Linked DNA regions of Homo sapiens: region 1 is linked to region 2. The links are chromatin contacts, found by Hi-C or POLR2A ChIA-PET in ENCODE. All regions are on one chromosome and are shown on one strand. Each heading gives the region's core, a stretch centred on a gene start or an enhancer-like site at or near the end of the contact. The rest is flanking DNA. Distances are from core to core; before and after follow the strand shown.

Region 1 (6,628 bases), core at 1,764-4,263, 41 kb before region 2:
ACTAAAAACTACCCAAGAAATAGAAGAATGAATAGAAAAATTGTGATATATTCACACAATAAAATACATACAGCAATGAAACTTAACAATAGAAAGCTACTCATAGTAACACAGATGGATCTAATAAACGTAATGTCAAGAGAAAGAATCCAGATACCAAATAATACATTTTCTGTAAATCAATTCATATAAGGTAACAAAGTCAAAATTAATCTATAATTTAGAAATAAAGATAGTGGCTACTACAGGGATGAGGAGAAAAGAAATACAAGCAGAGATCCTCAGATGCTGGTAATATATTATGTTTCTTGATGTAGGGACTGGATACTACAGTGAAAATTGTAAAATTCATCAAGCTGTATACATTTAGAATATGTGCACTTTTAAAATGAAATTCAATAGTTTTTAAAAATAAATAAATAAATATATCTGTTAAATCCTACAAAAATTCCCAAACTAAATATAGTCGTATGCCACATAAGGACTTTCAGTCAAGATGGACCACATATATGATGATGGTCTCATAAGATTATAATAGAGCTGAAAACTTCCTATTGCCTAGTGACGTGAGGCAAAGCATTATTCATGTATTTGTGGTGATGTTGGTGTCAACAAACCTACTGTGTTCCCAGTTGTATAAAATTCTAGCCCATACAATTATTATATAGTACATAACACTAGATAATAATAATAAATGACTATGTCACTGGCTTATGGATTTACCAAAAAAACTTAACTGTGAAACAACCTCAGGCAGGCCCTTCAGGAGGTATCCAAGAAGGCACTGTTGTCATGGGAGCTGACAGCTCCATGCGTGTTATCGCCCCTGAAGCCCTCCCAGTGGGACAAGATCTGGAGGTGGAAGGCAGTGATATTCATGATCCTGACCCCATGCAGGCCTAGGCTAATGTGTGTGTTTGTGTCTTAGTTTTTAAACAAATAATTTAAAAAGTAAAAATAAAAATAGAAAATTTTAAACAGTCAAAAGCTTATCAAATAAGGATATAAAGAAAAAATACTTTTGTACAGCTGTACAGTATATTTGTGTTTTAAGCTAAGTGTTCTTAAAAGCGTTTTAAGTGTTATCAAAAGGTTTTTTAAAAATAAAAGTATATCAAGTTTAACAAGCTGCAGTAAACTAAGGTTAATTTATTATTGAAGAAAGAAACTGTTTTATAATTTAGTGCAGCCTAAGTGTACAGCATTCATAAAGTCCACAGTGGTGCGTAGTCATGTCTGAGGCCTTCACCTCCACACACCACCCACGCACTGACTCACCCAGAGCCACTTCCAGTCCTGCAAGCTCCACTCGTGGTAAGCTCCCCATACAGATGTACAACTTTTTCTTTTATACTGTATTTTTACGGTATCTTTTCTACGTTTAGATATACAAATACAAACCGTTGTATTACAATTGCCTAGAGTGTAGAGTCACCTGCTGTGCAGGTGTATAGTCTAGGAGCAACAGGCTGTACCATATGGCCCAGGTGTGGAGGAGGCTGTGCCGTCTAGGTCTGTATAAGTGCACTCTATGCTGTCCACACAACGGCAAAATTGCTTGGTGCTGCATTTCTCAGAACGTATCTCTGCTGTTAGGTGATGCCTGACTGTATATGTAAGTATGTAGACACAGCCTAATTACCCAGAGAATTGACTTATTACCTAAGTATTCTGTGGAAAAATTTCATCTGGAACAACTTTCCAAAGGCAACATCAGAGGTTTTAATCTACCAAAGCCAGCCATTTTTTCAAACCACAATGTCCCGCCTCCCTTCTAGTTCTTCATTATTTGATAAAAATCTCCCATGATTCTTCCTTTTCCAAAAATGTTTTCTCATGCCAAGGCATTCCTTGTTGTGCAGTAAGACACTCCTTTAAAACTGTTAAAATTTTACAGGAAATTCTAGCTCATGGCCAAATTTGTTTCAGAATGTCTAGAAGGTAAATGGCAACACAGAGATGAATTTTTCTCCAAAGTACTTGAACTTCATCATTTTGCCTGGCACTGTAATCCTCAACTAATAGCCTCTAACTGAAAATCATCCATTCGTAACACCGTGAAAGGATTCTGTTACCCCAGTTGCAGCTGGCTTGATCTGGATCTGCAAGAACTTGTTGACACTATGTCAGAAATTCCTCCTATCAGGGATATCTAACTCTTTACGGGGTCAGCACTTACATGTATTCACTTATTTCAGGTGAACAATATAGTTAAACCTGAAATGCTCACACACTTCAGCAATTTTCAAAGATTATTTATATATACATATGTGTGTGTATGTATACACATATATTTAGACAGTCATATACATATTCTACTAAAACATTCATTCCGAAAAAACATGAGTGGTAGCTTTCCCATAAATACTACCACGTGCTTGTTTTTTCATAAAACACTTAATGCATTTGAAAAAGCTGCACTGTATCTTTAATTAAAAATATTAATAGACATGCTTCCACAAAAAAAGATGCATGAGAATATTCTCAGACTTAATGTGTATATGAGCTGTTTTTCATTACACTGCTTTAAAAGTCATATTTCTTAGGTCGGTAATATTTTAAGGTAAAACAACATGTAAGTAAATGTAAGGGTGACTAGCTGCAGCACGTATTGTAGAATCTGTATTCTATTAGCAGGGTCATTGCCAGGTTCCTTTGTGATTAAAACTACTGGCCCATCTCTTTTTGTTCCAAAGCTGAGGAAGATAATTTACTAGGTCATAAATGTAAAGGTCATCAGATCTAAGACCGTACAAATGAGCAAAGGCAGCCAGAAATTCCCTCAAAACAAGCATGGCTGTGATGAGATCACAAGCACACAAGCAAGAGAAAGTGCTGGGGCCATGTTACGTATTTACAGTTTCATCATTAAATGAAAATGCTGTTTTACATCCAAATGCAGTTTTGTGCTGAAGTAGTGTAAAGAACATCTCTGTGAATACGTAAACACAATTAACAAACACACCGTTGTCCATCACTCAGTAACCTGTGTCGCTTGTTTTTTCCATTACAAAAACTGTAGCTTAGGAACTGAAAGCCCAAATCATAGTTCTTTGCTGTAGCTGCTATAGGGATAAGTCTGTGGCAAAATACATTCCTTAATCTGTCTCCCATTAGCAGGCTTATTAGCAGATTTTACAAACTGCAGTTATAAGCTTGTTCTCCAATTCCTTTTCTTCCTTCTGTATATGAAAGTATCATTTATCAATGTCGTCCATCTTCAAGTTTTCAAACGTCAAGCTTAAAAGTCAAGCCTCATTTGAAAGAAAAGATACACATTGTAAAATCTTTCCTTATGTTTCAAAAGTATAATTTTCTTTGGAGCCAGAACAAAATGCCTATGGACTGTAGAGGAATTTTCAACACTTGATACTTCATAGAAATGGGGAAAATGCAAACTGCAAGAGTTAGGTAATTTGTTGAATGTTTGCAAACTGTCTTTGCAACATTAGAAAAACAATGTGGACAACTTTCCAGAAAATGTCCTTTGGAAACAAGTGTAAGCTTAAAAAACATATTTTTGCTACCTGGCAAAGAAAACAATAGCTTTGCCCTAATAAGTGCAGTTCCATATAAATCTCTCAGTTTCAATTAGTCACAACTGATCACAACTTACAATGTATTATCCTAGTACATCCACTACTGAGTTTGGATTATATTTCCCTACAAACTTAAAAATGCAATAAAAAGTGGCCTTGATTTAGATTCTGCCTGATTCATGGAATGACAAAAACTAACCTTGAAAAATTTAATACAAATTTTAGATACATAATTTTTTAAATACGAGGCTGAAACAAATAGTATTTTTCCCTTTTGGAACACATTCATTTGGGTTTACATTTTTTTTTTGTTTTTTTTAAGACAGAGTTTTACTCTTTCACCCAGGCTGGAGTGCAGTGGTGGGATCTTGGCTCACTGCAATCTCTGCCTCCCAGGTTCAAGCGATTCTCCTGTCTCAGCCTCCTGAGTAGCTGGATTTACAGGCACACGCCACCACACCTGGCTAATTTTTATATTTTTAGTAGGGACAGGGTTTCACCATGTTGGCTAGGCTGGTCTCAAACTCCTGACCTCAGGTGATCCATCCGCCTCGGCCTCCCAAAGTGCTGGGATCAGGCCAGCCTAAATGTTATATCTTAAAATGTATTTTTAAATCCTTGAGATTGTGGAATTATCTTTGTAAGACATAATTATTTTATACAACTGAATAACCAGTGTTATAAGAAAAGTTCATTGTAAACAAGTGTAAGATATATTGACATTTATTTTTAATTTCAGACAATGGAAAAATTTATACAACTTCTTCAGAGTGAGTTGTCAACTTCAAATGCATTGTGAGATTTTGCTGTTGTTGTTGTTTGAAGCGACAAGAATACAAAGTTCATGTTTAATGTCACAGTTAATGATTGATTTCTAGCCTTGACAAATTCTTTTCTTCTTACTCTCTTTTCTCTGGTGTCTCCAACTTTGAAGTGGCTCCTTTATAAAACCAAGTGAAAATGTACGAGGCTCCCTGCAAGTACTAAGCCTCTTCTGGAAGATTTCTTCTGTTTTACATAGGACAATACATTCTTATCCCTCATTAATTCTAATAAACTAAGGCAGGTGGTTGGCCTTCTCAAAGGTCTTGCTTTAAAAATATAACAAAACCTGTGTCTACACATACCAAATCAAGTGGAGAATTAAGCTACCTTCAGTTGAACTTAACTAATAGGGGCTGCCAACCTCAATTATTTAGAGAAAAAAAAATACTTTCTCCAACAGACGATAAGATTTGTCTTAAATTAACCGGATTGGGGGTCGGCAAACTGTGACTCACAGGCTGCAACTGGCCCACTGTCTGTTTTAATAAAGTTTTATTGGAACACATCCTTGCTCATTCATTTGCATATTGTCTAAGGCTGCCGTCCTGATACAATAGCACAGTTGAGTAGCTTTGACAGACCAAATTGCCTCTTCAAATGTTTACTTTCTAGACTTTTACAGAAAGTTTGCCAATTCCTGATTCTGATAAATGTCTCATTTCTTCACTTCATATTTTGCATCCACAAAAGTAGCCAAAAGCATGGAAAAAAACCCATTGGGCAGCTTAAACTAAACATGTGTTTTGTTGAATTTCTGTGAGTCTTTATTTTAAAGAAGATGTGGATTATATTTTAATATAAGTCCTGATCAAAATGTTTTACCTCCACATCTTCTTTATATCAAAACAAGTCCTGATCAAAATGATTAATGAAGGTATATCTACCTATTTGACTCTGGTTTTGCTAGAGCCTCAAAGGGCACATGAAAACACTCTCCCTGAAAACGGTATCTTGCTCCGTTAGAAGTATTTGTTGCTTTGATATGTGTGTTTTTTCTTTAATTGCTGCAGGGATTTGAACTGCAGGTGAATCAAAATTTAAAATTCTGAGCATTTTGCAAACTTGTCATTATGCATGCTACAGGCAAGTTAGTGGATTTAGTTATGCCAATGATTGCGAAGATACATTATTGCTGCATTATAATGCATAAACAGGTTTTATGTTCTTCTGCATAATATTAGAAACTCAAATTTATGGAGTCACAGAGCTGTTATCATCATCCAGTTTTTAAATAAGGTAGCAATTCGTGATTTATATTACACATAAAGAAGTTTCCTTGTCAAGGTGCTTGCAGATTCTTGGCATATTATCTGGATAAATGATATGAGCCTTTGATGTGGTCATTAGGAATTATTTGCGTTCACGGTTTTTTAAAAAGTGTTTTTGTTGTTTTTAATCTCAGGTAACACCTATTCCTTCTGAACAAATTTTGGTTGTTGAGATTATCCACTTGAATAGTTTTTACATCAAAACCTTTAAAATCATAATATGTACAAGAAGATCTAAGCATTGTGCAGCAACCGCATTAACTCTATAGCAAGACAGCACACCAGAGGTTGTGTTTAATTAGGTTTCCTAATTAAAGAACACACGTTCACCTAGGAAGAAATCTTGCCAAAAAAAAATGAACTTGGATTTGATCTTATCCCTATATACAATTTTCAGAAAATACAGACGGCAAAGGAACAAGGTAAATGGCTTGATGGGACTGCAACTCCCTGTCTCCAGATTGGTGGAAACTTTACAGGGTAACCATCCAGTTTCCTAACCAAGTAAATTTCAAGGGGAAAAAGGGAAGTAAAGTAGAATCTATAGATTAATAAAGACGAAGAAAGCAGGCACTTACAGTGTGTATACCTTATTTGGGTCTAGACTCAAACAAACAAAAATATATTCATGACGTTTAAGAGAATTAGAAATGTGAGGCTTGGCTAGGTATACAATGAAAAAATTATTGTTAATCTTTAAATGCCATAAAAGTATTGTTGTTAGCATAAAGATATTGTTGTGGTTGTGTTGAGTTTTTTTTTTTTTTTAAGAATTTTCATCTTTAGGGACACAGCTAAAATTTTGAGGATGAAATGATAATGGATGCTTAGGATTTACTTCAAAATAATAATAATTTAAATACTAAAATAAAAAATAATAAGGGAAGGAGTAAGGGGGGGTAAAATGAAACTAGATTGTAATGAAATAATAAATGTTGACACTGGAGGATGGGCACTTTAAGGTTTATTATGCTGTATCCACTTTTGTATATATCT
Region 2 (6,761 bases), core at 3,266-5,765:
AGGGGATGGCAAATTGAGAACTGCTGCCTTAGGGCATTCTCTTTGCCTACCTCATTGAATCAGTGCCACATCCATGATCCAGGTTTCAGGAAGAAATAAGACCAGAATTGGAGGGCAAGCAATTTCTTTTTCTTTTTTTAACATCTTTTTTTTTTTAATTGTACTTTAAGTTTTAGGGTACATGTGCACAACGTGCAGGTTAGTTACATAGGTATACATGTGCCATGTTGGTGTGCTGCACCCAGTAACTCATCATTTAACACTAGGTATATCTCCAAATGCTATCCCTGCCCCCTTCCCCCACCCCACAACAGGCCCCGGTGTGTGATGTTCCCCTTCTTGTGTCCATGTGTTCTCATTGTTCCATTCCCACCTATGAGTGAGAACACGCGGTGTTTGGTTTTTTGTCCTTGCGATAGTTTGCTGAGAATAATGGTTTCCAGCTTCATCCATGTCCCTACAAAGGACATGAACTCATCATTTTTTATGGCTGCATAGTATTCCATGGTGTATATGTGCCACATTTTCTTAATCCAGTCTATCATTGTTAGACATTTGGCTTGGTTCCAAGTCTTTGCTATTGTGAATAGTGCCACAATAAACATACATGTGTATGTGTCTTTATAGCTGCATGATTTATAATCTTTTGGGTATATACCCAGTAATGGGATGGCTGGGTCAAATGGTATTTCTAGTTCTAGATCCCTGAGGAATCGCCACACTGACTTCCACAATGGTTGAACTAGTTTACAGTCCCACCAACAGTGTAAAAGTGTTCCTATTTCTCCACATCCTCTCCAGCACCTGCTGTTTCCTGTTAGAATGGTGATTCTAACTGGTGTGAGATGGTATCTCACTGTGGTTTTGATTTGCATTTCTCTGATGGCCAGTGATGATGAGCATTTTTTCATGTGTCTTTTGGCTGCATAAATGTCTTCTTTTGAATAGTGTCTGTTCATATCCTTCACCCACTTTTTGATGGGGTTGTTTTTTTTTTTTTGTAAATTTGTTGGAGTTCATTGTAGATTCTGGATATTAGCCCTTTGTCAGATGAGTAGATTGCAAAAATTTTCTCCCATTCTGTAGGTTGCCTGTTCACTCTGATGGTAGTTTCTTTTGCTGTGCAGAAGCTCTTTAGTTTAATTAGATCCCATTTGTCAATTTTGGCTTTTGTTGCCATTGCTTTTGGTGTTTTAGACATGAAGTCCTTGTCCATGCCTATGTCCTGACTGATATTGCCTAGGTTTTCTTCTAGGGTTTTTATGGTTTTAGGTCTAACACGTAAGTCTTTAATCCATCTTGAATTAATTTTTGCATAAGGTGTAAGGAAGTGATCCAGTTTCAGCTTTCTACATATGGCTAGCCAGTTTTCCCAGCACCATTTATTAAATAGGGAATCATTTCCCCACTGCTTGTTTTTCTCAGGTTTCTCAAAGATCAGATAGTTGTAGATATGTGGCGTTATTTCTGAGGGCTCTGTTCTGTTCCATTGGTCTATATCTCTGTTTTGGTACCAGTATCATGCTGTTTTGGTTACTGTAGCTTTGTAGTATAGTTTGAAGTCAGGTAGCGTGATGCCTCCAGGTTTGTTCTTTTGGCTTAGGATTGACTTGGCGATGTGGGCTCTTTTTTGGTTCCATATGAACTTTAAAGTAGTTTTTTCCAATTCTGTGAAGAAAGTCATTGGTAGCTTGATGGGGATGGCATTGAATCTATAAATTACCTTGGGCAGTATGGCCATTTTCACGATATTGATTCTTCCTACCCATGAGCACGGAATGTTCTTCCATTTGTTTGTATCCTCTTTTATTTCATTGAGCAGTGGTTTGTAGTTCTCCTTGAAGAGGTCCTTCACGTCCCTTGTAAACTGGATTCCTAGGTATTTTATTCTCTTTGAAGCGATTGTGAATGGGAGTTCACTCATTATTTGGCTCTCTGTTTGTCTGTTATTGGTGTATAAGAATGCTTGTGATTTTTGCACATTGATTTTGTATCCTGAGACTTTGCTGAAGTTGCTTATCAGCTTAAGGAGATTTTGGGCTGAGACGATGGGGTTTTCTAGATATACAATCATGTCATCTGCAAACAGGGACAATTTGACTTCCTCTTTTCCTAATTGAATACCCTTTATTTCCTTCTCCTGCCTGAGAGGGCAAGCAATTTCTTTCCGGACAAGGGATAGAGCAGTTTCGCCCATTACTTCCACTCACATCCCAAGAGTAAGAACACAGTCACGTGATCAAACCTGGCTGGCAGCTGATGGGAAATGTGGCCCCAGTGAGGCCAGGCTGCCCTTTGGCTAAGCTGGATTACTGTAAACAAAGGGGAGAACAAATTTTGAGGGAACAAGAAACATTCTGCAATATTAATCCCATCCAATAGCATCAGCTAAGTTTCTATATAATCACCTTCTTACATATTAATTTTAGCACATGTATAGCTTTCGAAGGACCGTAAGCTGGCTATGTAATTCATTTTAGGAGTCGAGTTCTGCTGAGAAACAGCCATGAAAATGCTGCAAATACGAGATTGCGAGGAGTAACATTCCTGAAGTGGAGGCCCCCTAACGCGGGGACTAGCTCTGCGCAGTGGATCTATGGGGAGTGGGGAGGAGAAAATGAGGGCAGCAGATCATATTTTTCTGTAGACGGAACCAGATTAAAATAAAAATCTGGATAATTTTAAAGAAAAAACAGGCTGGGTGCAGTGGCTCACACCTGTAATCCCAGCACTTTGGGAGGCCAAGGTGGGAGGATCACTTGAGCTCAGGAATTCGAGACCAGCCTGGGCAACATAATGAGACTGCATCTCTGCAAAAATATATGTATACATATATTTTAATTAGCCAGGCATAGTAGCACATGCCTGCTGTCCCAGCTACTGGGAAGGCTGAGGTGGGAGGATCCCTTGAGCCTGGGAGGTTGAGGCTGCAGTGAGCTGTGATTGCACCACTTGCCCTCCAGCATGGGCGACAGAGCGAGACCCTGTATCAAAAGGGAAAAGAAAATCTCAATATATTTCTATCTTATCGTCTCCCTCATTCAAGACAAGAGCCTTCACAGTAGTGGAAGGAGCATGGGCCTTTACACAAGAGAAAGTCAAAGTTTTTTCTCGGGTGCCACATTTGTAAATGGGAATAAATAAGATCCTTTATTTATTCCTGATGAATAAGATCTATCGGATTAAGTGAGATGACCTGCGTGGTGCTGTCACCACAGGCTTCTTAGCAAAAACAACAGCAAAACTCATGCGGATTGCCAGGCCAAGTGATTTTTCTGGTCAGGAACTAAAGCTAAAGTGATTGAATTGTCTCTGGTTTTCTAGTTCTAACACTACCATTTAATGATTCAAGTCTATGTACAATAAAAGTTGGCCTCTCAAATATCCCTAAACCATTAGGTGAACAATAGGAGGCTTCTCAAGGTCACAATTTTCTATACCACAGGGTTGACTACATCCCTGACCTGTGGAATCTTAGGCATTATAGATATGTTTTGTTTTGTTTTGTTTTGAGACAGAGTTTTGCTCTGTTGCCCAGGCTGGAGTGCAAGGGCACAATCTTGGCTCACTGCAACCTCCACCTCCCGGGTTCAAGCAATTCTCCTGCCTCAGCATCCTGAGTAGCTGGGATTACAGGCATGAGCCACCACGATGGCTAATTTTTGTATTTTTAGTCGAGACAGGGTTTCACCATGTTGGTCAGGCTGGTCTCGAACTCCTAACCTTAGGTGATCTGTCCGCCTCGGCCTCCCAAAGTGCTGGGATTACAGACGTGAGCCACCGCACTCCGCCGCATTGTAGATATGTTTTAAGAGCCTCTCCCCATCTAGGTAAATAACTCTAAGATCACATCAGCCAACCCACCCCGCCACCCCTCCCCACAGGGTAGCGGGTAAGAATCAAGGCAGTAGCCGGGTGAGAAAGGACCAGATAAGCTGGAATCCTGCTAGCTGCTCCCTAACAGGATCTGATCTCTGGGATGGTAAATGCGAGTGTTCCCAGTCACTGATTTAGCAAGGGTCTTCCTGCTCTTTCACTGCTGCTGCTAGAGAGTTGTCCTGGGGCAGCATTCCTTAATAGCTCCTCAACCTCCTAGGCAGGCCCTTTGCCTTTTGTTCCTGTCAACAGAGGAAGTATCTACCACCTGTTCAATAATTGCCAAATGCTGGGAGCCTTGGGGACAAAGATGAATTTCTTCTAGATTACGTGGTTAGTCTCTGGATTCATCAGCGAGAGCCTGAGCACTTTGATTATGTAAGAGCAATGGCTTTTCATGAACGTAGGTGCAGAGGTTGAAGGCCATTTCCCATTAGGCTCCTGGCCAATCAGGTTACAGTGCAGGGCATACAGAGAGCGCTGGTGAAGGCCTGTCATTCAGCTGTCTGCAGGGAGGACGGGACACAGGCCGCAAGCAAACCCTAGCACATTACAAGGAAGACAAAAGGCTAACCACACCACGGGGCTGCAAAAAGCAAACATGATTAGCCCAGTTCAGCCCTGACAGTCTCCAAGATGAATAAACAGGCTATGGTGTTCCCTCAATCATGTAGTGATTCATACTAATCATTAATACCAGGAAAAATACTGCTTCTGGTATATTACATTTTTTAAAATATCTGCACCAGCTACATAAAAGGTAGCTCAAAATATGTTCTTTTTCTAAAAGGAAAAGAACTTAAATTTACGAGAGTAGGAAACGGCCCTCTCTCCTGGCTTACATGGGGTGAGATGGAATGGAACATAAACTACATAAAAACACCAACATTTGCAGCTCCTTTTTGCAGCCCCCTCCTCGATCGATGCCTCAGGCACATCTGTCTGCATGATTGGAGATCTGAGGCAGAGCCATGGCCAGATCAGCCACACCCACATTCACTGGCCGCACCCACATTCACCGGCCACATCCGCTTTCAGAAAGTTGGCAGATGCAATGACTACCACTAGCCACTGCTAAGAACCCCTCAGGAATCCAAATGTGCTGGCAACTGGGCACACTCAGGGTTGCTAAAGCCCTAGGCAACAACAGGACATCAAACACGTACAACTTTATCCACTGAGACTTTTCCCCCTTTCTTAAAAACGTCGTAGCATGCCAACAATAACCAAAGGATAGCTTATGATAGTCCACGCCACTTGCACAATAATATCTATTCATTATTCTGTAACTCAGTCACAAACACAAACGGATTGTAAAAGCAAAGTTTATAAGCACAGAAATGGAAAGTTAGAGCACATTAGAAAACATAAATAATTTACAAGTGATTACTGCTTGTAATTTTTTTTCTGCTAAGTTTTGAGGGAGAGCCATTTCATAATAATTACGGACCTCTGCGTTGATGCCTCTTTTTCTAATGGCACCCTTTCTTCCTCTACTTGATTAAGAGAATACATCTAGGCTGTTTTAAAATGCTGCAACCAGGCATGGTGGCTCAAACCCATAATCCCGGCACTTTGGGAAACCGAGACAAGAGGATTGCTTGAACTTAGTTCTAGACCAGGCTGGGCAACATAGTGAGACCCTGTATCTACCAAAAAAAAAAAAAAGTAGCCAGACATGATGGTAGGAGGCTGAGACAGGAGGATCGTTTGAGCCCAGGAGGTCAAGGCTACAATGAGCTATGATCACACCAGTGCTCTCTAGCCTGGGCGACAGAGCAAGACCCTGTCCCAAAACAAAAAACAAAAAAATACTGTGACAAAATGAAAGCCCCTCCCTCTCTGCCTGGGCTGAAAGTTTTTCAGTATTTTTATTTTTACCATTACTTGTTTTAAAAAGAACACTCATTCAGATAATACCCTAAAGATAAGATTCAAAAACAATTCAGAACCTACCAAACATTGATTCGTAACCATTACCTTTGGATATTTTTCTCCCCTAAACAATTATATTCTCTGGAAATGAGAATCTAACAATTCATTTCCATTCTCCTTCTTGCAGGTGTTCATTTTTCTAATTAGGGACCAAAATGCTAATTTTGTTCAGCCCATCAACATCAAATTATCAGTACTCAGAAGCTTATTGTTTACAAATCACACAGAGAGAGTGGGACCATACCTGAAATGGAAATCACATAGTTTGTTTGTTCATTTATTTATTTATAAATTTATAAATTTATATATTTTATTTATTTATTTATTTGAGACACAGTCTCGCTCTGTCGCCCAGGCTGGAGTGCAATGGTGCAATCTCAGCTCACTACAAACTCCAGCTCCCGGGTTCAAGCCATTCTCCTGCCTCAGCCTCCCAAGTAGCTGGGATTACAGGTGCCCGACACCACACCCAGCTAATTTTTGTAATTTTAGTAGAGACAGGGTTTCACCATGTTGGCCAGGCTGGTCTCAAACTCCTGACCCCAAGTGATCCGCCGAACTCGGTCTCCCAAAGTGCTAGGATTACAGGCGTAAGCCATCGCGCCTGGCTGAAATAGCACAGTTTAAATGAAATTTTAATCAAGATTAGTGATTAAGTCAATATGCAATTATTTTGGATTTCAAAACTTTCTTTTCTTTTGAAACACATTATAATCTGTAACTACCCTATGAAAATTTGTGACATAGTTGAAATAGTTAGACCTCTTGCTTCCTATAAGCAGGCTGGGAGTCAAGTTGCTCCATGCTATTATTTTTTATACTTTATTTTCTGGTCTCCCAGACTCTTTATAGGAGGTTCCACAATGTCCAGGTCCATAGACCCTTCTACTGCTACACTCCTACTTGAAACATAGTGAGCACCCAATTAGTGCAGGTCATCACTATTATTA

What was found. Hi-C counts contacts between places; a loop is a spot of excess contacts on that map. ChIA-PET counts read pairs that join two places held with the same protein, here RNA polymerase II (POLR2A). Pooled maps may share reads with other maps.
Region 1: a loop to region 2 is called in a map of HCT116, with 2.9 times the contacts of the local background. The contact joins two enhancer-like sites. A Hi-C loop is called at or near these places in 3 of 168 maps with a recorded cell type or tissue (HCT116, HepG2 and endothelial cell of hepatic sinusoid), 1 of 37 single-sample maps with no recorded cell type and 1 of 50 pooled maps. POLR2A ChIA-PET finds 5 or more read pairs at or near these places in 6 of 52 experiments (A673, AG04450, Caco-2 and 3 more).

Annotation. Positions count from the first base shown.
Region 1 is chr4:186,803,458-186,810,085 of GRCh38, reverse strand. No RefSeq gene overlaps it. Among named protein-coding and RNA genes, the nearest start is that of FAT1, 83 kb to the right of the region's middle. RefSeq lists an enhancer at 1,137-1,431. Within about 2 kb of position 3,013, at least 3 of the 41 ENCODE cell types and tissues checked have a DNase peak (open chromatin) inside an H3K27ac peak, as active enhancers do; they include HCT116, where a contact is called at or near this core.
Region 2 is chr4:186,763,470-186,770,230 of GRCh38, reverse strand. No RefSeq gene overlaps it. Among named protein-coding and RNA genes, the nearest start is that of FAT1, 43 kb to the right of the region's middle. RefSeq lists a silencer at 2,755-2,922. Within about 2 kb of position 4,515, at least 7 of the 41 ENCODE cell types and tissues checked have a DNase peak (open chromatin) inside an H3K27ac peak, as active enhancers do; they include HCT116, where a contact is called at or near this core.